2 separate regions of the Homo sapiens genome follow, and region 1 is linked to region 2. The links are chromatin loops, found by intact Hi-C in ENCODE. Cell type or tissue: PC-9. All regions are shown on one strand. Each heading gives the region's core, and the rest is flanking DNA. Links, peaks and the distances in the headings are about the cores only. Region 1 has its middle 12 kb from the start of LINC02436. Region 2 has its middle 8.6 kb from the start of SLC25A4.

Region 1 (15,311 bases), core at 3,036-11,035, 95 kb after region 2:
GGTATTGACTGCTTTTGATATGCCTATTAATGTGATTTCTGATTCTTCATACGTGGTTCATTCCACGCAGTTAATTGAAAATGCTCAGTTACGATTTCATACAGATGAACAACTGATGACTTTATTTATCCAATTGCAAACAGCAGTTAGAAGTAGAATGCACCCTTTTTACATCACTCACATTAGGGCTCATGCACCTCTTCCAGGACCTTTGACTAAAGGGAATCAAATGGCTGATCGCCTAGGCGCTAATGCAATATCTAATTTTCACACTTCCACAATTTAACCCATGTTAAAGCCTCTGGTCTCAAACGCAGATACAGCATTACCTGGAAAGAAGCTAAAGCTATTGTCCAGTGATGCCCAACTTGCCAAATGGTACATTCTTCATCTTTTACAGGAGGAGTTAACCCTCGAGGACTGGAACCTAACTCTCTTTGGCAAATGGATGTCACACATGTTCCCTCGTTTGGGAGACTAGCTTATGTACATGTATGTGTGGACACCTTTTCTCACTTTGTCTGGGCTACATGCCAATCAGGAGAGTCTTCCGCCTGTGTTAAACGTCACCTTTTGCAGTGTTTTGTGGTGATGGGCATTCCAGCTTCTATTAAAACAGATAATGCCCCAGGCTATGCTAGCCAAGCTCTAGGTACATTTTTCTCTATGTGGAATATTAAACACATTACTCTTATCCCATGTAATTCTCAAGGACAAGCCATAGTGGAAAGAATGAATCTTTCCCTAAAACAGCAGTTGCAAAAGCAGAAGGGGGGAGACAGAGAATATGGAACACCGCAGATGCAACTGAACCTAGCATTATTAACTTTAATTTTTTGAGCCTGCCCAAAGGACAGATGTTCTCAGCAGCTGAACAGCATCTACAGAAACCAGCTGCAAAGACAGAAGCAGAACAATTGATTTGGTGGAGAGAGCCAATAACAAAAAGTTGGGAAATAGGTAAAATGATAACTTGGGGTAGAGGTTATGCTTGTATTACTCCAGGCCAAAATCAACAGCTGATTTGGATACCATCAAGACACCTGGAACCTTGTCATGAGCCAGATGCCAAGGAAGAGACTCCAGGAGGATCCCGAGGACCCCCTGGTTGCAGCCATGTCAAGACCGATGCTGAGGAGGACCCCACCTGTCACGAGCAACACCCGTTGAACACAGCCACCCACCTGGGGACAGATCAAGAAGCTGTCATAGATGGCGGAAGAAAACCTGAGGAAAGCGGGACAACCAGTCACAATGAGTAATGTAATGGTAGCCATGATAGCGGTTATCACCACTGCCGTGAGTATTCCTTCAATAAGGGCTGACACAGCAAACAATTATACTTATTGGGTATATGTATCAATCTTGGCTGGCAATAATGCCTGGATGCAATCACTCTGACACAGTTACACATGCTTTCCGATCTCAGTATTTACCATAATAAATCTGATCCTGTAACTGAGGCATACCGCCCTCGAAAACCTATTTGTAAACAGGATTGGACCCAGTTAGAAAAAATGAACGTACTTGTTTAGGAAGATTGCATTGCAGAACAGGCAGAGGTGCTGCACAAGATTCCTATGGAATCATTATTAATTGGTCCCCTAAGGGGATGTTTAGCTTGAATTGCACCTCTCAGTCTGCGTGCCACGGCCACACTATGTTCAGATCATCTGAACAAAACGGTCAGGTGGTAGAAATGATAAGAAGTACAGCAAAAGTTCCTATTATCTGGAAGCATGGTGGTATAGTGGCACCTCAACCTCAAATGATATGGGCCGCTCTAGGAGCTTAACATAAGGATTTAAAATGAAAAGAACAAATATTTAAAGCATCCCAGGCACACCTGACCTTAATTCCAGGACCTGGAGTGCTTAAAGGAGCTGAAAATGGATAAAAACACTGGGACGCTCTGTGATTTCAATGATGATTGTGCTTTTAATCTGTGTTGTTTGTCTTTGTATAGTCTGCAGATGTGGATCCTGACTCCTGCAAGAAGTAGCTCACCATGACAAAGCTGCCTTTGCTTTTGTTGATTTGCAAATCAGAGAAGCGGGACATGTTGGGAGCAGGGCCCCCCAAAATCTGGCCATAAACTGGCCCCAAAACTGGCCATAAACAAAATCTCTGCAGCACTGAAACATGTCCATAATGGCCCCTAATGCCCAAGCTGGAAGGTTGTGGGTTTACAGGAATGAGGGCAAGGAACACCTGGCCCGCCCAGGGTGGAAAATCACTTAAAGGCATTCTTAAGCCACAAACAATAGCATGAGCGATCTGTGCCTAACTTAAGGACATGCTCCTGCTGCAGTTAACTAGCCCAACCTATTCTTTTAATTCAGCCCATCCCTTCATTTCCCATAAGGGATACTTTTAGTTAATTGAATATCTATAGAAACAATGCTAATGACTGTCTTGCTGTTGATAAATACGTGGGTAAATCTCTGTTCAGGTCTCTCAGCTCTGAAGGCTGTGAGACCTCTGATTTCCCACTTCACACCTCTATATTTCTGTGTGTGTGTCTTTAATTCCTCTAGTGCTGCTGGTTTATGGTCTCCCAGACCGAGCTGGTCTCGGCATGCAGCAAACAGAGAGCCCAGAAATGGTCAAAGTGCCATAAATGCAGCATGTGCTGTCAGAACAGCAATCCTAGTCTTTCCTTATTTTGGAAGTTATAAAATATTTCAAATGCATAGGAAAATATATGGAAAGATACAGCAGGTGCTCATTCACTTCTGCCTAGATTCCATGATGATAACATTTTGCCAAATTTGCTTTAGCTCTTTTCTTTCTTTTTTTTTAAAATGGAGTCTCGCTCTGTCCCCAGGCTGGAGTACAGTGGCATGATCTCAGCTCACTGCAACCTCCACCTCCCAGGTTCAAGCGAATCTCCTGCCTCAGCCTCCCGAGTAGCTGGGGCTACAGGCATGCACCAAAACAGCTGGATGATTTTTGTATTTTTAGCAGAGACGGGGTTTCACCATGTTGGCCAGGATGGTCTTGAACTCCTGATCTCAAGTGATCCGCCCACCTCAGCCTCTCAAAGTGCTGGAATTACAGGCACGAGCCACTGCGCCTGGCCTAGCTCTTTTTTTCCTAAGAAATCAAACTTTACAGATGCTACTGAAGCCCTTTGCATCCTGCCTGGTCACACACCCAAGGTCACTCCCAAGATCACTATAGTTCTTAAGAAACCTTTATTTCCATTCTCCTTGTCTCCATAGTTGGCCTACTAGGATGAAAATACAATCCATTTTATACATTCATGCACACGTGTACACACACAGAGGGCAGAGTGAAAATGGTACATGAAAAGGTTCACGGTTGATTTTGACAAAATTTGAGGACTTTTTTCTTTGCACTTGTACGTATTTTCTACATATTCTCACTGGTCATATATTTAAGTAATGATGAGTAATGATAAAGTAACAAATAACTAAAGATTAGTGACAAAAATGTGGTTAAATAAAAACATCTTTTACTATTTGCAAAAGGTAAGTGTTATGTGGCATGCGTGAAAAAGTATGCTAAGGTTCTTCAAATTCCCATCATAGTAGATCCTAGATGGATCATGCTGCACCAATCAGTGAGGTCCTACTCTTAACCTCCTGGTAGCTTCCTCAGCCAGAAGGCAAAAATCAGAAAGAAAACAATCAGGCATAGATAAACTAACAATTGGATATCGAATGAACTTTTAGAAGATGATTACCATCGACTTTGACATTCTATAAAGCTATTATTATATCAGCAAACACCAGGAGTAGCAAAATATGCATCTAATAATAAACAGCAGCATCCAGCCCCACGCATCCCTTAGTCCTGGTTCATTGGTGTGGTGCCAGCGTGGGCAACCACACACGGCAATTCTGCAGTCCGGCCTCTGTCACGGTTCTTCAGTCCTGTTCCCACTTTTCTCTGGTTCTTCAGAAATGGCCCCCTGTGCTCTGGCCTCTTACATTGGAATAGACCTGAGGCCTGGGACTGAGCTCGGGGAAAACAGGCTGAACCATTCTCCTGACCCGCTTTGGTTCCGCTGTTCGCACTGCCCGAACTTGGTGAAAGGAGATTCCATCAGCCCCGTGTGGCTTGCACAAGCCCTGCTTTGTAGTTAGGGCTGAACCTTCCTCTTGCTGGAAGTGTTTACTTGCTGTGTTTCATCATCTTGTCCACCTGTCCTTCAGAATCTCTTGAAAACGGGTGGTCTAAAGGGTTAGGGTATTCCCATTTGTCATATCATTTCTTAGCATACCCAACATCTCAACATTTGTCATCATCAGTGAACACCCAGTTAGACATAACTTACTTCAAGACCTTTTAACTCAACAGAATAAATATTTCATCCACTCTTATAGTGAATGATAAAATGCCTTGGGGGCCAGAGTGAAAGGCAATGTCCCGACCTATCCCTCCCAAAGGGAGGGGGTGAGTGGGGAAAGACCCCTGTGCTCTTCCAGAGGCCACAACAACTTTGAACTTATGAGTCCTTTTCTGAACCTCAGTTCCATAATGACAAGGGAATTTGGCAAGCACATCCTTGGATCCGAATCCTGACCACTGGAGAATCATTCTGCATAGCCCTCTTACCTGTGTATGGCGAGAGCCAACAGTGCGGGAATGAATAGCTGGGATTACCATTGTGTCTGTTATTCTACTGGTGGTTGGTATGGTCAATAATAAGGACTTCTAGCACATGAGAAGAGCCTAACAGAGGCCATCTTTGTCAGATACTGTATATGTTACTGAGCTATATGCCAGGAGGAGATAGCCATCAACCCAGAAAGTGTGGGACTTACTAGACTTGTAAATTTTAGGGCTACTCTTCCTTCCTGTGAATTTACTACTTGTTTTATTAAGTCTTTGTTTATGTTGCTGTCAAGTGAGTTTCTATCACCAAGGGACATTTCAAATTCCATCAGCTCTCCCCTCACTACCATATTCTTTGAAGGGCTTAGCTATATACTGGTATGACCTATCTAGTTCTAAAATTAGGGAGCAATCTAGGCCCCTTAAGCATGTAGATCCTTTATGTTTCATGTAGTTTAATAGAACTACTGGGGGTGGATGCTTGTGTTGCCAGAGTACTTTTTCTTTCTTTCTTTCTTTCTTTTTTTGAGACAAGATCTCACTCTGTCGCCCAGGCTGGAGCACAGTGGTGCCATCATGGCTCACTGCAGCTCAACGTCCTGGGCGCAAGTGACCCTCCTGCCTCAGCCTTCCAAATAGCTGGGACTACAGGCACAAGCCACCACACCCAGCTAAGTTTTGTGTTTTTGTAGAGATGGGGTTTCTCCATGTTGCCCAGGCTGGTCTTGAACTCCTGGGCTCAAGTGATCTGCCCACCTCTGCCTCCCAAAGTGCTGGGATTACAGGCTTGAGCCACTGCACCTGGCCAGAGTTCTAATTGTTAGCTCTTGGGAGAAAACTAAGAATCATCTAACTGAAACCCCTCATTTTATTGAAGAGGAAATCAAGTCCCAGCAAACTGGCATGACTTAGCTTTACTTAACTCATTGTGACACTTAGTTGGATCAACATTACAGAAAAAGGAACACATAATATCTAATTTTTGCCCAGTATATTGATATGAAATACATCCTACAGCTATGTTGACTTCTTGGGTTGTTCTAAATTCTTCAAGATCACTGTAATTTGGAGTTTCTGGTAATTTTAATATTTTATGTAATTCACATAAAAATTGGAACCTAATACTCAGATTCCTCTTATTAAAACTGAATTAAATCAGTATTTAGAAAATAAGTAAAGCTTCCTTTATTCTTTTTTTCTTCAAAAGTTACTTAAGATAAATAAAAATTTGGTTTCCAAACACTATCAGGCAGTAGAAAAAAGAATTTGAAGATCTAGATGAAAGGAACTTCAGATGCCTCCTCCAGGAATATATGTACTTCCTTTTAAAGAGGTAAGAAAGCTTACATCGTTTAAAGAGTTTTTTTTAAGGTAATATGTTGTACTGTCCTTCTTTACTACAGTTTTTCTTTGAAAATATATGCTTTTCTAACGAATAAATTATAATATAGTTTGGGAGAACAAATAGATAATTTTTAAGGAAAATTAAATATCATAATTTATAATTATGCATAATTTATGCATGTATTCATTTGATGGAGTTTATTGAAAACACTTTATTATTTTTCAATTTGCTTTTCTATAAAGTCCTTGAAAAAGTGTTCAGACATAGAAAAGTCAATGGCATAAAACAGAGCTAGTAGCTTATTTCTACATAGTCACATATTTATCCTAGTTCCTTTCACGATTCCACGTCTCATTGTTCCATTACAAGTAGGACTCACAATATTTTAAAGGTCATCCTCATGTCATCCTGAAGTGACATGAGGAGAGAGCTGTATTCTTTGGGAAACACTGATCACAAACCAAGAAAAGGCCCTGAACTTCAGGGAATTTGTAAGACATTGCGGCCACTCACCAAAATCTGTTTTCCCAATGCCAAAAATGAGCCCCTCTAGGAGAGGTGACAGCTGTTTCAAGATGCGTTCTCAGACGCTCATCTGTGATTCAGACATACTTGTAGATAGAGGAGGAGCAAAGGTAAGACCTCACATCCCACCCTAGCCCTGGCAAGCCCATCAGCAGCCCGAGTCCCTGTGTGTGGTTATCCACGGCTTCACAGCTTAGCTTTCTGTTAGGCCTCAGAATGAGAGCTGTTGATGACTCATTAATGCTAACCATTGATTCCTGTGTCCCGGGTTAAGACTCAAAGGACAACATGGCAAGCAAGACCAGTGTCCCTTGTGATTTCTCCCCAGTAGGAAATACTCTTCTGTTCCTCTGTGGCCACTCTGTCCTCACAGGGAGTGACTTCTTACCCTGTCCCGAAAACTCACAATATAGACCCTGGACCCCTCATTCTTTCTCCTCAGTGACAAAGGTCTATAGTTCATGTATTTTAAAAACTACTCTGTGGTTTATAACCTAATTTTTAAAGTACTATTTAAGTTGTTCTCCAAAAGAATTTCACTGAATATTTAAAAACACGTTTGGAAAACTTAAGCACTATAGTTTTAAGCCAGCTGTCTAGGAATTTAGTTTGGACACATGAGAAAGATGGTCAAGAATCAAGAGCAGCGATGGGGTCTTGGGTACCCACGGCTACGCTGGACTGTTAAGGTAGTAAGGATAGTCTGAGAGGTGGCTTCAGAGGTCTGGATTAAGTGTTAGTTTGTCAGTCCTTTATTATAAAATGGATTGTGTCCATTTTCACCTCTCATTAGAAGGCGCGTGCATGTGTGTTTGTGTGTGTGTGCACGCGCTCACTCGCACTTCCTTTTCCCTTTGAATTTCTCCTTGGTGCTGTTAAGTGTATACTTAATGCAATGTTTTTGGAGGTGGTGGGGTGGCGAGTAATAGCTGCCTTAAAAACCTCATGAGCTCCCCCTGCTGTTTTGCAGCTGACAATACAAGTCCCTTCTATTTTAATTCCCAGAAGCACAGAAGAGTGAAAGAGAATCCCTCGTGGGTTTGTTTGATCTACGAGGCAGATGAATACTTGTCAGCTTTCTCCTGAAGGTTTACGAAATCATAGAGGAAAGGGAGAGTTAGCATTTGATCTGGGCTATCACTTAACTTAGGGCACCGGAGCTGTCCCCCTCGTTTGATCTAAGTAGCGGGTCTATACCACTTTTGAATACCTGCCAAAGAAGAATGAAGAAACATATTATGAAGTTACATCAGATCTGAAATGAAATGACTGAAACCTGGAAGATGTGTTTCTAGTCATTTCATTTTTTAGTCTGTAAACATTTGGAAAAAAATAATATATTTTTAAAATATGCCATTGATACAGTTGCTGTTGTGTTTAAATTTTTTCTCCAACACTTCTTGAAACTTTATATATGGCTTGATTTAAATTAACTTAATTTAAATTAATTTAGTGTGAATTTTCAGTGAGAATTAAATATCACACAGAAATCACCTTTGTCAATCAAAATTTTTTCATATAAGTGTATAAGTTATCAAGTATCATTTAACATCACAATTTAAAAGTATCAGAAGATATGCATTTATCAGATTACGAATATATATGATGAAACACGTACTAGTCACCAGGCACGGGCTAGGTCCTGGGGTTATGATGGTGACCAAAACAGAGGTTTCAGTCTTTGTGTATCTTATAGTCTATGAAGGCAGGCATTTATGTAATAAAACATTCAAATAAATATATAACTTAACATTATGAGTTACTTTTGAATATGACACCAAAAGAACAAGCAATAGAAGAAAAAATAGATAAATTGGATTTCAAAATTAAAAACTTTTATGCATCAAAGTACACTCTCAACAGAGTGAAAAGCCAACCCATGGAATAGAAGACAACACTTGCAAATCATATATCTGATAAGGAGCTAATGTTCAGAATATATGAAGAACTCTTACAACCCAACAACAAAAAAGCATAGGCAAAGAACTTGAATCTCTGCTTTTAATTATTTTGTGTATATACCCAGAAGTGGAATTGCTGGATCATACAATAATTCAATGTCAATTGAATAGACATTTCTCCAAAAATATTCCAATGGCCTGTAAGCACATGAAAAGATGTTTAACATTAATGGAATGTTTGATTTGCCTCAGAGAACTACAAGTCAAAACTACAATGAGACTCTACTTCACACCCATTAGAATAGCTGTTATTTAAAAAAAAAAAAAGCAGAAAATAACAAGTGTTGGTGAGGATATGGAGAAACTGGAACCCTCTGCATTGATGGTGGGAATATAAAATGGCACAGCCATTGCGGAAAACAGTATGGGGGTTCCTCAAAAAATTAAACATGGAATTATTGTATGACCCAGCAATTCCACTTCTGGGTATATACACAAAAGAATTAAAAGCAGAGATTAAAACAGATATTTGTATATCCATGTTTATAACAACATTATTCACAATAGCAAAAAGATGGAAACCTCCTAAGTGTCCATTAATGGATAAATGGATAAATAAAATGTGGTATATAAATACAATGGAATATTATTCAGCCTTGAAAAGGAAGGAAATTGTGATACTACAACCTGGATGATCTTAAAGAAATTATGCTAAATGAAATAAGCCAGTTACAAATGAGCACCTTTTTTTGTTTTGTTTTGTTTTTGAGACAGAGTCTCACTCTGTTGCCTAGGCTGGAGTACAGTGGCATGATCTTGGCTCACTGCAACCTCCACCTCCAAAGCTCAAGCAATCTTCCCACTTCAACCTCCTGAGTAGCTAGGACTACAGGTGCACACCATCATGTTCAGGTAATTGTATTTTTTGTAGAGCTGGGGTTTCGCCATGTTGGCCAGGCTGGTCTCGAGCTCCTGACCTCAAGTGATCCACCTGTCTTGGCATCACAAAGTGCTGGGATTACAGGCATGAGCCACTGCACCCAGTTCAAATGAACAGCTACCATATGCTTCCTCTTACATGAGGTTCCTAGAGTAGTTTCATCCATGGAGACAGGAAGAGAATGGTGGTTACCAGGGGGTTGGGCTAAGCAGGAATAGGGAGTTAGTGTTTAATGGGTACAATTTCAGTTAGAGAAGATGAAAAAGTTCTGGAGATGAATGGAGGTGATGGTTGTGTTACCAAACGCCAGGGGTTTGATCTAGGTCCTGCTGCTCGCCGCACAGAAAGCCAACCACTGTGACAGCGAGTATTGCCAGGAGGAAGCTTTAACTAGGTGCTACAGCTGAGGAGATGGGATCTCAGTCTCAAATCCATCTCCCTGATCAGCTAAAACTAGGGCTTTATACAGCAGGGAAGAAATGTAACCATGTATGGGAAAACAGGAACTTGGAAGGGGTGAGGAACCCATCATGGTGAATGAGGGGCCTGGATCTCATTGTCCGGATGTAGTGATCTGGTGAGTTTCAGTTCTTTGATACTTTTTGAGAGGCCTGGGAGTCCTTTCCTGAGGAAAAAACTCAGATAAAACAAATGTAAGTTTTAAGCTTTAAGACCACAAGGGTCTATTTCTATGTTTATCAAAAACAACCGACCAACAAACCAAACAAACAAACAAAAAAACTGTTTATGGGACTATTGGGTCTGTTTCAGTTGCACAGCAATGTAACGCCACAGAACAGTTCACTTGAAAGTGATTAAAATGACAGATTTTATATTATGCATGTTTTGATACAGTTTAAACTAATTATGGTAAGTAATTTGAAGGAGAAAAAAGCAACAGGTTTCTACCGCCAGATATAGATGGGTGGGTAAGGGGAGGTGGTCCAGGAAAGCCTTGCTGACACCTGCTGGTGAGCGTGGTGAGGGGAGTGGGACGGGAGTTGTAAGGCCTGTGCTGATAAGGCCTGGAGTGCTCTGAGGCACCAGGGGAGACCAAGGTAGCAGGTGCAGAGGCAGCAATGTGGGAAGCAGAAAGCCACGAGGGTAGGGAGGAGGGCAAGAGTGGAGCACAGTCCTGTCGCTGTGGGGAGGAGCTTGGGTTTAACCTGCAGCAATGAGAGGTTAAACACTGTCTAAACTCCACCTAAATAGGCCGCTCAGACTGCTATGTGGGAAACAGATTCTGAGAAGCCAAAAAAGTAGCCTGGGAGTCCGGTTAGGTGGCTGTGGCAAAGGTGAGATATAGTGGCTTGAACTATGAGAGTATCACAGGATATGGAGACAAGTGGAAAGATTGAAGGTTTTGGTGATGGACTGCAAGGGGGAGAAGGAGAGGGAGGTGCCCAGGCCGATGGAGTGTCAGTGCTATGGTAGGCAGAACTGAGTGCCTGGCTCAGTCTGGTCTGAAAATTAGGATCTGTTATTTCACTTCCAGAAAAATGTATTGACAAGGCACTTTTAATTCTTCCAAAAATAATGCTCCATAAATCTAAATTATTAGGATGGCAGTTCAAAGCTATCCACTACCCGGATCAAACTTCGTTTCTGATCAGCTGTATCATAGGATACGACAATGACAGTAATAGGTAATAATTGTGATATTTTAAATGTCTCTGGGCCAAAAGTGCATTCAGAAGTTAAAAGGTGATCTCAAGCTGCATGTCAGAATTGTAAATGAGGTCATTGGAGCAGTTTTAAACTTTCAAGTCAATTTTTTTCCTTCAATGTGACTGAAAGTAATATTTGGGAAACGAATGGGGAAGAGGTTGAGGTATTTGAGTGAAAAAGAGAATCGCTGTCTATTCACTTTGTAGGTGAAGTGTCAGAGTGAATAGACTGGACTGGAAACTCCCACCTCAATAAGCCAGAGAGCTCTGCCTAAGGAAGTGAGACGAGGTAGTCACTCTTGTCCAAGTCAGAGGAACCGATTAGCGTTGCGAGCTGTTAGAACCAATAAGGGTGTGAGGGGGCCTGGAGAGCATGTCTGTGACTGGTGGCCCAGGACAGGATGCAACGGGAACGCGGGAGGCAGGCAGACAGGTGAGGCTGGGAACAACTCTGAAGGGGCCAAAGTGAAAGGAAGACTTATTAATACTTCATTCCAGTTGTTCAGAAACAAAGCACTTAGTTTAGCCGAATGGATGGAACCTGAGTCTGCTCCAGCCTCTGGATCCAGCTGCAGGAATAGAGAAGACGGAGGAACATACAGAGCTCACTACAGCTCCACCAGCAGCAATATCCTCCCTCTGTGACTGTCCAGGCCAAGTAGCCAATATATTGATCCAACAGATGGATTGTAAGGAAATGACGAAGATGGAAGGGAAATGTGTGGATTAGAAGAGATCTGAAAAACATGCCAAATGCTTTCAAATGAGCGAGACAAAAACTGGACTCTCCAGGGATGCATTTGGGTGTTAAAACTATGTTTTAAAAACATCCATGGAAATGATTACTATAAAAATCAGGATAATCGTTAGCTAGCTGGGGAGAAAGAGGTTGTGGTTGGGATGAGGTCACAGGGAAGGGGCAAAGTTCTATCTTGACCTGGGTGGTGGTTACAAGGCTGTTCACCTTAAGATAAATCAGTAAGCCACTATTTGCTTTGTGTGGTTTCCTGTATCTTTGTTTTATTTTATAATAAAAAGATGTTTTAAAGTGTTTAGTTCTTATGAGCATTACATTCTCTTTATTCTGTTCTCTAACACTCAAAATCCTATCCCCATAACTTAGCAGTGCAATTTGGCCGTGTTTACATCAGGCCTATTTTGTTTTATTAATTTATTTATTCATTTAAAAATAGAGACAGGATCTTGCTATGTTGCCCAAGCTGGTCTTGAACTCCTGTCTTCAAGTGATCCTCCCACGTCAGCCTCCCAAAGTGTTGGGATTACAGACATGATCCACCATGCCCGGCCTATTCTTTTGTTTTTGTTTTGTTTTTTGAGACAGAGTCCCTCTGTCGCCCAGGCTGGAGTGCAGTGGCACAATCTTGGCTCACTGCAACTTCCACCTCCTGGGTTCAAGTGATTCTCCTGCCTTAGCCTCCTGAGTAGCTAGGATTCCAGATGGCCACCACCACACCTGGCTAATTTTTGTACTTTTAGTAGAGATGGAATTTCACCATGTTGGCCAGGCTGGTCTCGAACTCCTGACCTCAAGAGATCTGCCCACCTCGGCCTCCCAAAGTTCTGGGATTATAGGCGTGAGCTACCGCGCCCAGCCCCTATTCTTATAGATGTATAATTTTTATTATTGAAGTCATTGTTATCATTTCCATGTCAAGCACACTCTTCCTCAGGATCAATTTCAGTGGCTACCAGAAACCCCTCACCTGTGGTTGGATCTTTGAGTTGCTGCCACTACTATGGAAAATACTTGTCATTTATTTTGAAGTTTGGAAATTGGCGTTTGTGTAATAAAGATGCTATTGCTTTAATTATACACACACACACACACACACACACACACACACACACATATATATTTCTTTTTTGAGGATAGAGTCTTGCTATGTTGCCCAGGCTGGTCTCAAACTCCTGGACTCAAGCAATCCTCCCACCTTGGCCTCCCAAAGTGCTGGGATTACAGGCGTGAACCACTGTGCCTGGCCTTAAATGTACATTTTATCAGAAATAGTAAGAGACTCCATTTTGTGTTGCATTCTTGCTCTACTCAATTTAACAACAAAAAAAAGAGCCTCATCTTAGAGCTTAAGCTACCATAAGGAATTGCTCCATTTGTCTTTTATAGACAGTTCTTGAGCCCATATTCTGTGCCAGACTCTGTGCTAAGTTCTGGGGTTGAAAACATGAGTATGATCTAGTGCCCTATTAAAAAGCTCGGAGATGAGTCAACCGTCAAAAATAGTGCAGAATTACGAAACCGAAATAAGTGCATACTGGGCTTCAACTCTTTCTAGAGGAATCCCACGTAAATGCTACAAATACTGGTCCCTATCTCGAGTCTTGCTCCTCTCTAGTTCTTTCTCTACATGGAAACCAGAGATTGAAAGGCATATCTAATCCAGTCTTCCAACAACTCACAGGCCATACTAGACAACCACCAGCTCCTCAAAAGGGCTTCTTGCATGCCTTGGAGCCCTCACAAAGAGGTTCTGTCTCCCTGAAACCTCTTTCTTCCTTTTCTTTCCCATCTCACCTGGTTAATTCCTACATTTTCTTCTGGTATCAGCTGAAATGCAACTTTCTCTGCCTCACCTCAACCAGTTGAGAGCCTCTGAGCTGGATCCCCTCTGCCCATGCCCCAGAGTTCCTCTTCTGGACTTGTCACACTTTAATAATTACTTACTGTATTTAATGCCTTCCTGAATAGCCTCTAACTGCTATCAGCACATTGCTTGCCTTGCTTCCAGTCCTCTCAGTCCTGGCACGCGCAGGCACTTAACAGGCATTTGTTAAATGAATGGCAGGGGTCGTGCACAGATTATGAAGAGAAACAGATAGCAGTGTCTCATGGGGATCGGGAGGAGAGCAGGTGGCGCATCAGAGGAAGCTTCCCAAAAGAGATGGAGACTACGCCCTAAAGAGGAAGCTGGAGTTCGCCAGGTAAAGAAGGGAGGTGAGGCTGCTGGGGTGGTGGTGGGATGACTTGAGATGGAGGAGTCTCCGCAAAGGCCGGGGAGAGCTCGGCAAGTTCAGGCAACTGCAGGTATTCTAGTCGACAGAATTGTCAGGGAGTGGAATGGGCCAGTGACCCTTACCACGTAGAAAGACTTGGTTTACTGGAAGGATGCTGCACACAGAGCTGTGATCCAACACCTCACACCCCGGTACACGTGCAGCCCTGCTGGGGACAGACGCAGCATTGTGTCACTTCAGATCCCTTGTCTCTCTCAGGTGGGATGTTTATGGGGAAAAGCCTTCACCAACTTGATTCCTCTCATGCTGGATTGACCAGCAAGGACTATCTCAAGGTGATTTTGACTGGCTGTCAACATCTTGGACAAATCTGAGTGTGAAATGCCGGGAAAGCGGTAAGACGGAAGGTGAGTCAGATCCAGGGGAGAAGGAAAATTAGATATGTGTTTGTATTTATTCATAAAATGATATACTGTTTTCAAAAAACAAGAATTTAAAAATTACTCAGTTTATGTGCCTGTGTGGACTATCTTTTAAAGGATACACAAAAAACTGATACTAGTGACTGCTTCCTAGGATGGACACTGGATGGCTGGGGACAGACACCAGAGGAAGACTTATTTGTCACCACATACGCTTTTGTATGTTTAACATTTTGTCCCATATAAGTGTATTAGCTATTGAAGATGTATTTTTAAATTAGTGTGTGCATAAAAAAACTGTAAGGAAGCATGTCAAAAAAGCTAACAGTGCTTATATCTGGATGGTGGGACAGGTGTTTTTGTGTCTGCTTTATCCTTTCTATGTTAGCATGCGTTGCTTTGGTAAACAGTTTAAAAGGGATGTTGGCTGGGTGTGGTAGCTCATGCCTGTAATCCCAGAACTTTGGGAGGCCAAGGCAGGAGGATTTCTTGAGCCCAAGAGTTTGAGACCAGCCTGGGGCACAGAGCAAGACTCCATCTCTACAAAACCAAAAAAATTAGCTGGGCATGGTGGCATGTTCCCAGAGTCCCAGCTATTCAGGAGACTGAGTTGGGAGGATCACTTAAGCCCGAGAGGTTGAGACTGCAGTGAGCTATGATTACATCACTGTGCTCCCCAATCTCTAAAAAAAACAACAAAAGAAATTTGTTAATGGAAAGGGATGTGATTTTTTTTAAGCTGAATTTTAAAGACTACATTGGGACACTCAACTGCTCAGTTTTGAAGTCAAGGAGGACTACAACTTTACACCAGGAGAGAAGAGCATTTCTAAACTTAGCCTTAGACCTTGCTATTCTAAGAGAGTATAAAAATGTTGTTGATTTCGCAGCTGCTGCATAGAAGAAAGCGCACTAGACTGGGAAGCAAACATATTG
Region 2 (15,311 bases), core at 3,041-11,040:
GAAATTAATTGCAATTAATTTCTTAAAATATATAAATCTGAGCTTTAATTTTCCTTAGCTTGTTTTTTAGGCAGTTCATGTAACCATACAGGTTTTCAAATACAACTGTTCCTTCCCCTAGAATGACTGCAATTCGTTTTTAACTTTAAACTCTTCACTCAATTATCTTCCCATGTTTGCTAATTTTCATTTGTACCTTTAACAAAGTTTATTCATTGTTTTATAAACTTTTTTTTTTTAATATTTGCTGACATCATGTTAGAGGTTTACGGAGCTGCAGCTGCGTGTCACCCTGGGCGTGGAGACTTTGGTATAGCAGAAGTCACTAAGGTTCCAGGGCCACAGAGGGCATGCGTTTATCTAAGAGTGGGGCAGGCTAGAGTTCCGAAATCCAGGTAAGCAGAATGAAAGCTAGAAACTAGTGGAAAGCTGCCAGAGGTCAGAGCAGACAGAAGTCAAGAACTCGGAAGAGACAAACAGATAAACCATGTATGTGTTCATTCAACAGACTCTTGCTGAGCATGTACTGTGTACCAAGAACTAGGTGTAGCCCTGTGGATTGAATATAAGTAGACGTGGCCCATCTCCAAAGACCTTACAGTTCAGTGTATTCGTCACTTGCTCCACTTTATCAAAACTTCACTTACTGATTTCCATGGATCAGCATAATCCACACAGTAAACCTTTTTAATTATAATAGTGTACTGTATCCCATCCTGTAATATAGAGCACTTGCTTTTATACCTCCATTTTCCTTTTAATTGTGCATTAGAATTGTGTCTTATTTTTATGATGAAAAATAGGCCGGGTGTGGTGGCTCATACCTTTGGGAGGCTGAGGCTGGCAGATTACCTAGGTCAGGAGTTCGAGACCAGCCTGGCCAACATGGCAAAACCCCATCTCTACTAAAAATACAAAAATTAGCCTGGCGTGATGGCTCATGCCTGGAATCCCAGCAGCTCAGGAGGCTCAGGCACGAGACCCCCGAGAGGCAGAGGTCATGGTGATCTGAGATCACTCCACTGCACTTCAGCCTGGGCAACAGAGAAAGACTCTGACTCAAAAAAAAAAAAAGAAAGAAAGAAAGAAAGAAAGGAAGGAAGGAAGGAAGGAAGGAAGGAAGGAAGGAAAACTAATACTGCTACATTGAAACTTACACAAACTTCATTTTCTCCTCTAAGTTTTTTCTTCTCATATATTTCCCAAATGGAATGGATAGATTTAAGATTTTTAAAGTTTTGTAGCTTTTGCTACATATTGACAAATTGCTCTTCAGAAATACCAACCCACCAGTTATATAGATGGGCTTTCTCTCACACTCTTCTCCAACACTGGCTTTAAAAAAATAGAGAGTTGGTTATTTGTGAGTTATTTATGAGTTTTAGTTTGTATTTACTTAATTACTATGAAGCTGTATATATTCCATATGATTCAATTTAATTTGACAGTTTGACAAGGTTTCCCTTTTGTATAAACTTTTAATCTTCCTTGACTACTGCTGGAGTGAAAGCAGAGTATTTATATTAACAACAATTCTTTATATATTTGGGACAATAAATATGTGTTGAATGTTTTTCATTTTGTTGTTTTCCTTTTGATATTTATTATATCATTCTATTAGTGTTATGAACAGATCTATGGTATGATGATGATCTATTTCATGTTCTGATGTAAATGTATCTCTTTTATAGATATAGCAGTCTATTTACTCTAGTACATATATCAGTTTTTTTCTTCTACTTTGAGTAGCTATTTTTAAAATGTCTAACACTACGTTTTATATTGTATGGAGGTATGGGTCTAATTTCACTTTTCTCCATATCATGCTTGGGTATCCCAATACTAATTCTTAAGTAGATATTTTCTTCTCTCCATTATTTGTCTTATATTACTAAGTCTAGTTTGTCATATATTAAGTTCTCATAATAGCTTTAATTTATGAAATATCCACACTATGACATATTTATTTGATCTTCATTTTTTAAAAATAGGCTGATATATGATTCTACAATCACTTAAAAAATAAAGTTTTATCTGCTTATGTGTCTGGATTTATTTTTACTATCAAGTTGTTCAATTGTTTAAACATCACCAGAAGATTTTAAATAGACATTTAAACTAAATTAAATATTAATTAATATATGAATTCAGGAAGTAGTATCATCTTTGTTACACTTAATTTTACCAATCAGAGTTTTGGATATTTTCTAAATGGGAGATATATTTCTCCTTGGCTACTCTCCAGTTATCCTGTTCTATAGAAGGAGTCATAGCTGGAATCCTTGACAAGAGGTTTTCCATGGAAACTCATACACTGTCCTCTGCTTCCACGGACTTTCTCAGAAAAGAGAGGCCTTACATGCCCTCGGGAGCATGAGCTGCCTGTGGTCACAAGATCCTGGTATCACTTACACAGGCAGGGGAGAGAATGGCGCTCGGCAGAACATGTGTCCACCCGCCCAACCCAGTACTTAGTGGCTTTCTTCCAGCAGGAGAATGGACAAGGCATCTAGGAGATGAGAAGAAACTCTACTTTCAATCGTGGATGGGATCTTAGATGCTGGTGGGAACAGGGCCATGTAGAAATGAGAGCAGGGTGGAAAGTTAGCCTTTTGGAATTTTAGTGGAAGCTCTTATAGACTTAGTCTCTTACCAAACTGGGAATAGAGAATGGAAGTTGCTAAAGAGTAAGAGTGACAAGGAATAAAGAAAAACAATAAAGGATGTGCTAATGGTGGTGATAACATAATGCCTGTGTGCAAGTGTACATTTAAAGTATTAGGAATTAGAACACACTACTAGTGTTTGTTCACATGGTAAGTTTCAGCATTAAGCGAAGAGGATCAAGATATTTATATGTGCATTTATTTATTTATTTATTTTAGAGACAGCATCTTGCTTTGTCACCCTGGCTGGAGCACGGTGGCACAATCACAGATCACTGAAACCATGCACTCCTAGGCACAAGGGATCCTCCTGCTTCAGCCTCCTGAGTAGCTGAGGCTACAGGCACATACCATCATGCCCGGATATATATATTTTTTAATTTGCAGGTTTTGCTGTGGTCTCCTGGTTTTGCTATGTTGCCCAGGCTATGTGGAGAAGCTTACATGCCAGGAACAGACATAGCTGTGGTGCCTACAGGCAATTCCAACGCAGCCTGGCAAGGACAAGGACCCAAGAGGGGGTTCTGGTTGTACTTCCAGCAGAGTGACTTTCAGTGTGTTGCCTCCACCGGAACTTGTACTTTTTACGTTTTATGAATGTTCGTGAAACAAAAAGTTTTGTTAGAAGGATTTGGCGCCTTATTATTTAAAGGAGGTGATTTGAGGGGGCAGAGGAGCCCTTGAATCATAGAAAAGACAGAGGGACTTCTCCTAGAAGGCACTCTGCTTCCGGGGGAAACTGATTCAGGTTGGCCTCTTGGTTGCTGGAGGCAGGGAGGCCTGGGGGACCCCCGTAGCACACCCCTGATAGACACAGGCGGACCCCGTGCACTTCCCAGACAGATTCAGAACCTTTCTTTTCCCACTTCCAATCTTAGCACCTCTCTTTACTTTGTTGAAGAGTCCAACAAGCACATTGAGTATCATACAACACAACGAAGCTAATGTTTATGCTTGCATAATAATGCCTTCCGACCATAACCACACACCTTCCAGGCTGGCATCTTCCAGTTTTGCCCACGGGCAACCTCTGTGAATAAAACCGTTACTCACCTGGAGCTGACTGGGTCCATTTTCTAAACACATTTTGAACTAGTGTTTTGTGTTTCACATATCCTATCAATCATTTTTAAAAACATGCTTTATTTCTATTATTAAAATCAGTAGGCAACAAATGTTATCAGAGACTATTTTTTATCATCTGTACTACTGAAGAACAATATTTTGCTATTTTAATGAATAAGGGTTTTCTTCCATATGCGTTCTTTTACCTCATGACCCTTTCCTCATAGTCAGCTAGACGTTCTGTGTCACTGCCACAGGAAAAAGAAAACATTCAGGAAGCAGAGGAAGTAAGAGTCTATTCTCGGCATTAGAATTTCCAAAGGAAGAGAAAAAACTCAAGCCCAGTGGACTTCGTAGAATACTTGAGGGAAAACAAAAAGCTTTCTGCACACAGCCGGGCACGGTGGCTCACGCCTGTAATCCCAGCATTTTGGGAGGCCGAGGCGGGCGGATCACCTGAGGTCAGGAGTTCGAGACCAGCCTGACCAACATGGAGCAACCCCGTCTCTACTAAAAATACAAAATTAGCCGGGCGTGGTGGCGCATGCCTGTAATCCCAGCTACTCGGGAGGCTGAGGCAGGAGAATCACTTGAACCCGGGAGGCGGAGGCTGTGGTGAGCGGAGATCACGCCACTGCACTCCAGCCTGGGCAACAAGAGCGAAAACTCCATCTCCATAAAAACAAAAAACTTCCTGCTCAGCTACTCTTACAAAGATTATATGAAGTTTTCCCAAACCTGGAGAGAAAGGAAGAAAGTTAGAGAGAAAGCAAAGAATGTGAGGCTCGTGTGGATCCCTGGGAAGGAGGGGCCTGTATTCTGCGCAGCCCAGGGAGGCACAGATGCAGGGGAAGAAACGGCCGGGCGGTGTTTCAGCACACAGGGCAGAGGCAGCCTTGCAGGGTTGATCCAAGTGCAATGAGGGAGACGGAGAACAGATCCCTGGTACCTGAGGGATTTGCTTGTGTCCATAGTCCGCAAAATGAAGGCAGCCTGCTGGAGTGAAGGTCCCTAGAGAGCCCCGTTCAGCTTTTCCTGCTCTTAATGTCTCCAATGTGGCGCAGGAGCAGCAGAATAACGTTTCCTTTTCAAGGCCACCACAGTCCGCTGACAGCAAGCCAGGCCTGAAGAGCCTCAGGGTTGGAAGAAAGGAAAGTGTGACCTTGAAAGAACACCCTTGATGGAGCACAGACTGAAGACCGGAAGCGAATGCGGGCCAGGCCGCGGGTGCCAGCACGGCCAGATGAAGACCCGGACCACGCGCCCCTCTCCTCGCCTTCTTAGTCATCCATGGGACAGCAGTGGAGAGAAACGGGGACCCGGATTATTTCCACCGCTTGACAGAATGGAGTCTGAATAGAAATTAAGTTGCCTTGCCCAGCTGAGTTTGTGGACCAATATTTGTACTTACTGTATTTTTTTCTTATTTTTGAAAAACAATATAACCGAAGACATCAGAATTTTGGAAACTCATTACTGTTCCTTGTTCTAGCAAGCACATTTCTTTAAGAAAGAGACTGAGATTTAACTGTGTGTGTGTGTGTGTGTGCGCCAGGCGCATTTGGGGGGGGCACTTCAGGGTGGTTTTCTCTATAAATCTTTGTGAAATTGGCTTATGAAGCCGGGCGCGGTGGCTCACACCTGTAATCTCAGCACTTTGGAAGGCTGAGGGGGGCGGATTGCCTGAGCTCAGTAGTTGGAGACCGGCTTGGGCAGTGTGGAAAACCCCATCTCTAAAAACAAAAATACAAAAATGATCCGGGTATGATGGTGCGCCTGTAGTCCCAGCTACTTGGGCTACTTGTGGGGGCTGAGGCGGGAGAATCGCTTGAGCCCAGGAGATGGAGGCTGCAGTGAGCCGTGTTCACGCCACTGTACTCCTGCGTGACAGACGGAGACCCCATCTCTCAACAAAAAAAAGCTTATGAACTACGAATTTATATTAAATAGCTAAACTAAGTACAGCAACTGACTCCTTTAATGTGTAAACTTTACGCCTTCAACACAACACAATAGTCTTTCAGTAACCGCTTGTGGAATGAATAGGAAAATAATGCACTTTAATATCTAGGTCAATGGTTCTCAGATTTCTCCAATGAGGGAGCACCTGGAACCCGCCATCATTTTTGTGCAGCACTGTGAAATGTAGGTATATGGAATTTCATCATATAAATGAAGAGCAGTTATACTAGCAGAAATGTGATCTTCTGTTATGTGTCTGCCTGCCATATAAAACAATAGTCATTTTAATGGTAGATTTATCAATTTCTCCCTGAGGTCTGTTGAATTTTCCTTTATATATTTCAAGCCTTTTGTTTTTAAAGGCATGCAAGGGCCAGGCGCGGTGAGCCTGTAATCCCAGCACTTTGGGAGGCCGTGGCAGGTGGATCCCTTGAGGTCAGCAGTTTGAGACCAGCCTGGCCAACATGGTGAAACTCCATCTCTACCAAAAATACAAAAATTAGCCAGGCATGGTGGCAGGCACCTTTAAATCCCAGCTACTCGGGAGGCTGAGGCAGGAGAATCGCTTGAACCCAGGAGGCGGAGGTTGCAGTGAGCCAAGATCGCATCACTGCACTCCAGCCTGGGTGACAAAGTGAGACCTTGTCTCAAAATAAATAAATAAATAGGCCAGGCACATTGGCTCATTCCTGTAATCCCAGCACTTTGGGAGGCCAAGGCGGGCAGATCACTTGAGGTCAGGGGTTCGAGACCAGCCTGGCCAACATGGTAAAACCTCGTCTCTACTAAAAATACAAAAATCAGCTGGGTGTGGTGGTACATGCCTGTAGTCCCAACTACCAGGGAGGCTGAGGCAGGAGAATTGCTTGCATCTGGGAGGTGGAGGTTGCAGTGAGCCAACATAGCGCCACTGCACTCCCACCTGGGCTACAGAGTGAGATTCCATCTCAAATTAATTAATTAATTCATTAAAAATAAAAGCATACAATATTTGAATTGTTATATCTTTTTGGTGAATTTAACTTTTTATCATTAAGTTGTGGCCCTCTTTATCTGTAGTAATACCTTTTGCCTTAAAGTCTTCCACCCCACACACAAATTAATAGAGCTATTTGTTTTCCTTCGGTTTGTATTTGCCTAGTTTATATTTTTCTAACTCTTTACTTTCAACCATTCTGTATAAGTATATCCCCTGTAAACCTCTACGTTTTCTTTTTCCTTTTTTTTAGATGGAGTCTCGCTCTGTCGCCCAGGCTGTAGTACAGTGCTGTGATCTCGGCTCACTTCAACCTCTGCCTCCTAGATTCAAGCAATTCTCCTGCCTCAGCCTCAGCCTCCTGAGTAGCTGGGATTACAGGCACCCGCGACCACACCTGGCTAATTTTTGTAGTTTTAGTAGAGATGGGGTTTCACCATGTTGGCCAGGCTGGTCTTGAACCCCTGACCTCAGGTGATCTGCCCGCCTCAGCCTCTCAAAGTGCTGGGATTACAGGAATGTGTCACGTGCTCAGAAAAATTCTCATTATTTTACTATAGAGTTTGGATCCATTTTTCATTTATTATTACCACTGATATTCTTTAATTTTTATTTTGAAATAGATTCAAAAGAAGTTGCAAAGGAATGACTGCCCATATTTTAAAATTTTATTTCTGCCATTTTATTTTATACTTTTTATTTGTCCTCCTTCTACATGTCCTTGAAATTAATCGTTTCCATTGCTTATTTACCATAACTATCATATGCCAACTACTACATGTGTTTCTGAATTACATGTTAAAGGGCTAATGACACCGTAATTGTTATTAATTATTTTAGGTGGCTACTATTTTTCCAGGTTCCAAGGAGGCCAAGTTTCCCCCTCTTGGCTTATTTAGGCACTGAGTGTCTCTCAGGACTGTGATACCAGTTTATACACAGTTGCAGACAACAATGAAGTCAAATTAATAGTTCAATGTGCATAGCTTGCCGTGGAGAAGCTCAGCTCTGAAGAAATGCTTGCATTTCATAACATTATTCAATGTGGCCACTAGAGGGAGGTCACACATAGCTATTCTCAGAATAGTATTCTAAGTTTCTAATTTTTATCAAAGATCTGTCAATAGTACACAAAATTAAGGGAAAAAAACCCAAACCCTTTCTACTCTTAAGAAGACATACAGTGCAGTCTTAAAACAATAGGGGAAATAATTAAGTCAAAGCAGAGATTTTCAAATGGGGAAAATGAAGCAAGACCCAAGTATATGCTGCTGCAAGAAAGGCACTTGAACTATGAAGACACACATAGGTCAAAAGTAAAAAGATAGGCCGGGTGGGGTGGCTCATGCCTGTAATCCCAGCCCTTTAAGAGGCCAAGACAGGAGGATTGCTTGGGGCCAGGGGTTGGAGAGCAGCCTGGGCAACACAGTGAGGCCCCCTGTCTCTACACACACACACAAAAAGGAATGAACTCTTTTTGGGGAGGGGGGGGTGTTTCTTTTAAAAATTGTGGTAAAATACACATAATATTAAACTGACCTTTTTTTTTTTTTTTTTCAATTTTTTTTGAGACAGGGCCTTGCTGTTGTACTCCTGCCCAGGCTGGAGTACAGTGGTGTGATCACAGCTCACTGCAGCCTCAACCTACTGGGCTCAAGCAATACTCCAGCCTCAGCCTCTCCGGTAGCTGGGACCACAGGCATGCTCCACTATACCTGGCTAATTTTTATTTATTTATATTTTTTGTAGAGATGGGGTCTTGCTATGTTGCCTAGACTGGTTTTGAATCTTGGGCTCAACAATCTTCCCGCCTTGGCCTCTCAAAGTGCTGGGATTACAGGGATGAGCAACCATGTCTGGCTGAAATTGACCATTTTAACTTTTTTTTTTTTTGAGAAGGAGTCTCACTCTGTTGCCCAGGTTGGAGTGCAGTGGCATGATCTCGGCTCACTGCAACCTCCGCCTCCCAGGTTCAAGCAATTCTCCAGCCTCAGCCTCCCAAGTAGCTGGGATTGTAGGTGTGTGCCATCATGCCTGTCTAATTTTTGTATTTTCAATAGAGACAGGGCTTTACTATGTTGACCAGGCTGATCTCGAATTCCTGACCTCAAGTGATCTGCCCACCTCAGCCTTCCAAAGTGCTGGGATTATAGGCATGAGCCACCGCACCTGGCCCCATTTTAACAATTTTTAAGTGTACATTACAGCAGTGTTAAGTACATTCAGATTGTTGTACAATCCTCAGAACTCTTTTTATCTTGCAAAATTGAAACTCTGTACCCATTAAATAATTCCTTATTCCCCTATCCCTCCACCCCTGACAACCACCATTCCATTTTCTGTCTCCATGAATTTGACTTCTCTAGGTATCTCATATAAGAGGAATTATGCAGTATGTAATTTTGGGGCCTGGCATATTTCACTTAGCCTAATGTCCTTAAGGTTCATTCTATATGTTGCAGCATATGTTGGAATTTCCTTCCCTTTTAAGGTTGAATGTAGTATCGTATGTATGTATTGCATTCTGTTTATTCATACATCCATCCACTGACAGTGTTGCTTCTACCTTTTGGCTGTTGTGAATAATCCTGCCTATGCACGTGGGTGAAGAACATCTCTTTGAGATTTTTTTTTTTTTTTTTTTTTTTTTTGAGACAAAGAGTCTCGCTCTTTCGCCCAAGCCGGACTGCAGTGGCGCTATCTCTGCTCACTGCAAGCTCCGCCTCCCGGGCTCACGCCATTCTCCTGCCTCAGCCTCCCGAGTAGCTGGGACTACGGGCGCCTGCCACCACACCTGGCTAATTTTTAAAATATTTTTAGTAGAGACGGGATTTCACCGTGTTAGCCAGGATGGTCTCGATCTCCTGATATTGTAATCTGCCTGCCTCGGCCTCCCAAAGTGCTGGGATTACAGGCGTGAGCCACCGCGCCCGGCCGAGATCTTGCTTTCAATTCTTTTGGTTATATACCCAGAAGTGGAATTACTGGATCACATAATTCTATGTTCAATTTTGGAGAAACCCCCATACTGTGTTCCATAGTGGCTGTACCATTACACATTCACCAACAGCACATAAGGATTCCAATTTCTCCCCATCTTTACCAACCCGTTATTTTCTATTTTTTGATAGTAGCCATCCTAATGGGTGTCAAATGGTGGTTATATCAGTACTACCATGTCTAATGTAAAAATTATTTCTAATTGGGATTGCATTCAATTACAAGACTAATTTAAGGAGCATTTGTATTTTTATAATATTCAATATTTCTTTCCAAAGAAAACGGATATCCTTGTTGCTTTTATTCAGAGATGTTTTCTTTTATGGTGCTATTTTAAATAGTATACCCTCTTCTATTTATTTCTCCAAAGGAGTTGTTTGTATACAGAAAGACTTTTTTTTTAATACTTGAACTGAGTCATCTTAAAGAAGTCTGACATTATTGTTGCAACAGTTTTTCAATTGATTCCTTTGAGTTTTCCAGTTCAGAAATCAAATCACCTGTAAATAATGACCATTTTTACTTCTTTATAATTTGTGTTCCTTGGTTTTTTCTTTTGTGTAATTGCATCAGCCAATATCCTCAGAATAATTTTAAATAGTAGTGGAGATACTGATAGCCTGTATTTGTCCTCACTTTAGTTGTAATATTTTTAATGTTTCCTCATTAAATGTGATATTAGTTTTTAGCTATACATTGTTTCTTTGTGTGGCCATACCTTTAAAAACTATTGATTTTTATTCTCTTTTCTTAACCTTTTTTTAAATTGAGAATGGATTTTACACAATTTTTTTAAACAATTATAAAATTAACCATGAAAAAATTGATGAATTCGACTTCATTGAATTTTTATTTATCAAGTACACTCCGCATCAGTTGGCTGGGACCATTATAACAGAATACCATAGAGTGGGAGACTTAAACACCATATTTATTTTCTCACAGTTCTGGAAGCTAGAAGTCCAAGATCAAAATGTTGGCAGATTTGGTTTCCCCTGAGGCCTCTCTGCTTAACTTGCAGATGGCTGCCTTCCCTCTATTTTCATGGTCTGCCTTCCATGCGTGTCTGGGTTCTAATCTCTTCTTATAAGGGCCCCAATCATATTGGATTAGGGCCCACTCCAACAACCCATTTTAACTTAATTGCCTCCAAAGATAGTCATTTTCTGAGATACTGGGGATTTGGGCTTCAATAGATGGATTTTAGGGGGACACAATTCAGTTCATAATACACCATTCAGAGTGAAAAGGCAAACTACTGTAAACCAAAAATAAAATTTAACTACCCCTCCTCCTCCAACCTCGGGGCCTTCCTCTTTGGCCAGGGCACTTTTAACCTGAAAGAGTGGTTCAGGCCATGACAAGAAGTGGGGCTTCGACCCCTCCACCATTAACATCAACCTAAAGTCTGATAAGAAACATTTAGTCTGTTTCCTCTAAAGCCTGCTACCTGGAGGCTTTATCTGCATGATAAAACCTAGGTCTCCACAACCCCTTATCATAACCATTCCTTTCTATAGATAATAACTCTTTCAACCAATTGCCAATCAAAATAGGTTTATTTATTTATTGTTATTATTATTTGAGACAGGGCCTGTACTGCAGCCCAGGCTGGAGTGCAGTGGCACTATCTCTGCTCATTGCAGCCCCTGGCTCTCAGTTTAAGCAATTCTCATGCTTCAGCCTCCCGAGTAGCTGGGACCACAGGCGTGTGCCACCACACCCAGCTAATTTTTGTATTTTTAGTAGAGGCAGGGTTTCGCCATGTTGGCTAGCCTGGTCTGGCACTCTTGGCCTCGAGTGATCCACCCGCCTCAGCCTCCCAATGTGCTGGCATTACACGCATGAGCCGCCACCATGAACAGTCACCAATCAGAATATGTTTAAATCTACCTATGACCTGGAAGCCGCTCTCCTCCTTCCAGTTGTCCTGCTCTTCCAGATAGAACTAATATAAACCTTACACGTATTGGTTGATGTATTATGTCTCCCTAAAATGTATAAAAGCGAGCTGTACCTCGACCACCTTTGTACATGTCGCCAGGACCTCCTGTGGCTGTGTCTTGGGTGTGGCCTTAACCATGACAAAATAAACTTTCTAAATTGAGACTTGTCTCAGATACTCTTTGGTTTACACTACAGATGATCAGAAAAGAAAAACACAAGTAACCTAACCTAAAAATAGATCGGGCTTGAACAGAAACATAGGCTTCACAAAAGAGATCACACCCATAGTTAATAAGCATTTGGAAAGGTGTTCACCATCATTACTCACCAGGCAAATGCAGATTATTAGGTTGAAACATACGAAATTGCCGGCCGGCGCGGTGGCTCATGCCTGTAATCCCAGCACCTTGGGAGGCCGAGGTGGGTGGATCACCTGAGGTCAGGAGTTTGAGACCAGCCTGGCCAACATGGTGAAACTCCGTCTCTACTAAAAATACAAATACAAAATTAGCTGGGCATGGTGGCGTGGGCCTGTAGTCTCAGCTACTCGGGAGGCTGAGGCAGAAGAATGGCTTGAGCCCGGGAGGTGGAGGTTGCAGTGAGCCGAGATCGAGTCATTGCACTCCAGCCTGGGCAAAAAGAGCGAAACTGCATCGCAAAAATAAATAAAAGAAATAAATAAATAGCCAATAAAGGACAGGCGCAGTGGCTCACGCCTGTAATCCCAGCACTTTGGGAGGCCCAGGCAGGCGGATCACCTGAGGTCAGGTGTTCGCGACCAACCTGGCCAGCATGATGAAACTCTTGTTCCTACTAAAAATACAAAAATCAGTTGGGTGTGGTGGTGGACGCCTGTAGTCGCAGCTACTCGGGAGGCGGAGGCAGGAGAATCACTTGAACCCAGGAGGCGGAGATTGCAGTGAGCCGAGATCGCGCCACTGCACTCCATCCTCGGCGACACAGCGAGACTCTGTGAAAAAAGAAAGAAAAGGGGCGGGGCGCAGTGGCTCACGCCTGTAATCCCAGCACTTTGGAAGGCCGAGGCGGGTGGATCACGAGGTCGGGAGATCGAGACCATCCTGGCTAACACGGTGAAACCCCGTCTCTACTAAAAATACAAAAAATTAGCCGGGCATGGTGGTGGGCGCCTGTAGTCCCAGCTACTCGGGAGGCTGAGGCAGGAGAATGGCGCGAACCCAAGAGGCGGAGCTTGCAGTGAGCCGAGATCGCGCCACTGCACTCCAGCTTGGGCGAAAGAGCAAGACACCGTCTCAAAAAAATAAATAAATAAAAAAGAAAGAAAGAAAGAAAAAAAGAGAGAAAGAGAGAGAGAGAGAGAAGGAATTGCCAATAAGCCCCAAAGTGGCCCATTAACAGCAATATCACATGAATCAACCTAAACAAGAACAGTGAGATACCACTACACACTCCAGAATGCTAAAATTAAAACAGACAGAACGCCAAGTGCTGGTAAGAACGCGGAACAACTGGAATTCTCCCACATTGCTGGCAGAAAAATAAAATGGTACTTTGGAAAGCCATTTGGTAGTGTCCACTAAGGCTAAACATGCGCCTACCATCCGCCAAGTCCACTAAGATACAAACGGGACATTCAACCTGAGTAGCAGACAAAGGCGTCATAGGGACATACTAACTAGAACGGCCTCGTGCAGGGACCTGTTTAACTGTTCTCCGCGAGCCGCATAAAGAGGTATGCAGTCAGCGCTCAGTATTTATTTCCAGGGAGCGGAGACACTAGGACCGCGGTAGAAAGCGTTGCTCAGGCAGCGCCCGCGGCGTAACTCGGTCACCCCTAGCTCTGACCTGCCGAGCGGGGAGTGAAGCGATTTGTCATAGAAAGAATTGAGCATCCTGCAGATTAACTCCTTTCTTGCAGCTTCCTTCCCCTGCCAGGCCCATTTCTGGGGTTCAGAGAACCCCGATATCTCTGCGCGAAGAAGGCCTCGCAGGCGCAGTCCCCCACCAGGCCACCAGTCGCTATGCGCGGGGTGCGTCGGGGTCCCGGCGCCGAGGGCCAGGCGGGGCTGGCGACACCCAGGTGCGGTGGAAGTCGGTCCCCTCCGCTCGCGCCTCCTCCCCGCCTCTGCTGCGCTCTTCCCCGGGATTCCGAGGGAGCGTCGCGGGGAGGGGACGCTGAGTGCTCGTCCCGGGGCCGGGGAAAGCCCCCACCGCGCGGCCAGTTCCACCTCGCAGCTCCTCCGGGAACAGTAAAGGGGATTCCGCGGCTGTGGGTAACGCCACCAGCGCTCTGAACTAGGAGCGGGGGTGGGAGTGCGGGGAGGCGGGAAGGAAACCGGTGCCGGCCAGAGCCGCGGAGCTTTCCAGGCCGAATCTCCGCAAGGGGAGGGCGCGGGGCTCACGCCTGGAATCCTGGCACTTTGGGTGGCCGAGGCGGGAGGATCTCTTGAGCCCAGGAGTTCGAGACTAGCCTGGCCAACATGGCGAGACCCCATCTTTACAAAAAATACAAAAAAATTAGCCGGGCGTGGTGGTGGGCGCCTGTAGTCCCAGCTACTCAGGAGGCTGAGGCAGGAGAATGGCGTGAACCCGGGAGGCGGAGCTTGCAGTGAGCGGAGATCGCGCCACTGCACTCCAGCCTGGGCGACAAGAGAGAGACTCTGTCTCAATAAATAAATAAGTAATAAAATAAAATAAAATAAAATAAAGTAAATCTTAGTGCCCCCTTCTCAACCTAACCCCCAGTCCGACCCGCAGCACACATCCCGGACACAGAACGCCCGTACTTTCCCGAGGGTCTTCCAAGCCCTGGTTCAGCCCGGACCGTGAGTTCCGGAGCGTCCGCGCCCCCTTCCGCCCTCCCGCACCCTCAGTCCCGCCTCAGGGCCCCGAAGCCGCCCTGGGCGCGCAGCGCATCCCCAGGCGACTGGAGCCCCAGCCCCGACGCTTCGTCGCCGCAGTCCAGGAGACCGCAGGAGAAGGGGCTCGTGGGGCGGAGACAGCCTGCCGGGGCCTCTGCAGCCCGGGAGCCTCCTTTGGACTCGCCGAACCCGACTCCCAACCCGCCCTTACCACTGCCCAGAGGCTCGCGCGCTGGGTTTCTGAGCCTCCCACCCTGAAGGACACCGATCTCGCCCGGACATAACTCAGCAACTGCCTGGTCTGGGCTCCGGACTGCACCGAGCCCGTTACCTGCAGGAGCTCGCGGAGTCCTTTCGGCGCGCGTGGCGCGGGCGCGGTCCTCACCGCGGTGCCGGGAACTGAGTGCTGCGGCCGGTCAGAGGCCTCGTCCTCCGGGGCTTCTCCCTGCCTAGGCGCTACACCCAGGCGCCTCCAACTGGGTCCTGGTCGCAGCCTCCGCAAGAGTGCTGCTTCCAGAAGCCCCACCGTGCAGGCCTCAGTGTGAATTGGTTCAGTTCAGCAAACTTTTCTTTTAAAAAATCACCAGGTACTCAGCCATAAAAAGGAACAAAATCTTGACCTTAGCCGCAACATGGATGCAGCTAGAGGCCATGTCCTAAGCCAATTAGCACCAGGAACAGAAAACCAGATCCTGCATGTTCTCACTTGTAAGTCTGAGCTGAAGATTGGGAACCTGTGGACACACAGATGGGAACAATGAGCACTTGGGCGCCAAAAGTGGCAAGCGGGGGAGGGGGCCAACAGCTGAAAAACGACCTATCGGGTACCATGTTCACTATTTGGTTAATGGGTTC

What was found. A loop is a pair of places that touch in the nucleus more often than their neighbours do. Peaks named below come from ENCODE experiments on the same cell type or tissue, not always from the same donor. Only the 100,000 strongest peaks of a DNase experiment are listed, where the experiment ranks them.
Region 1: a loop joins it to region 2, with 9 times the contacts of the local background. A loop is called at or near these places in 86 of 110 quality-filtered maps.

What each region holds. Positions count from the first base shown.
Region 1 is chr4:185,032,058-185,047,368 of GRCh38, reverse strand. No RefSeq gene overlaps it. Among named protein-coding and RNA genes, the nearest start is that of LINC02436, 12 kb to the left of the region's middle. In PC-9, for the core only: CTCF peaks have their summits at 7,196 and 7,397 (motif pointing left); no DNase peak of the experiment used is centred there; H3K27ac peaks cover 378 bases.
Region 2 is chr4:185,127,032-185,142,342 of GRCh38, reverse strand. No RefSeq gene overlaps it. Among named protein-coding and RNA genes, the nearest start is that of SLC25A4, 8.6 kb to the left of the region's middle. RefSeq lists an enhancer at 13,093-13,636 and a silencer at 13,608-13,707. In PC-9, for the core only: a CTCF peak has its summit at 7,727 (motif pointing right); no DNase peak of the experiment used is centred there.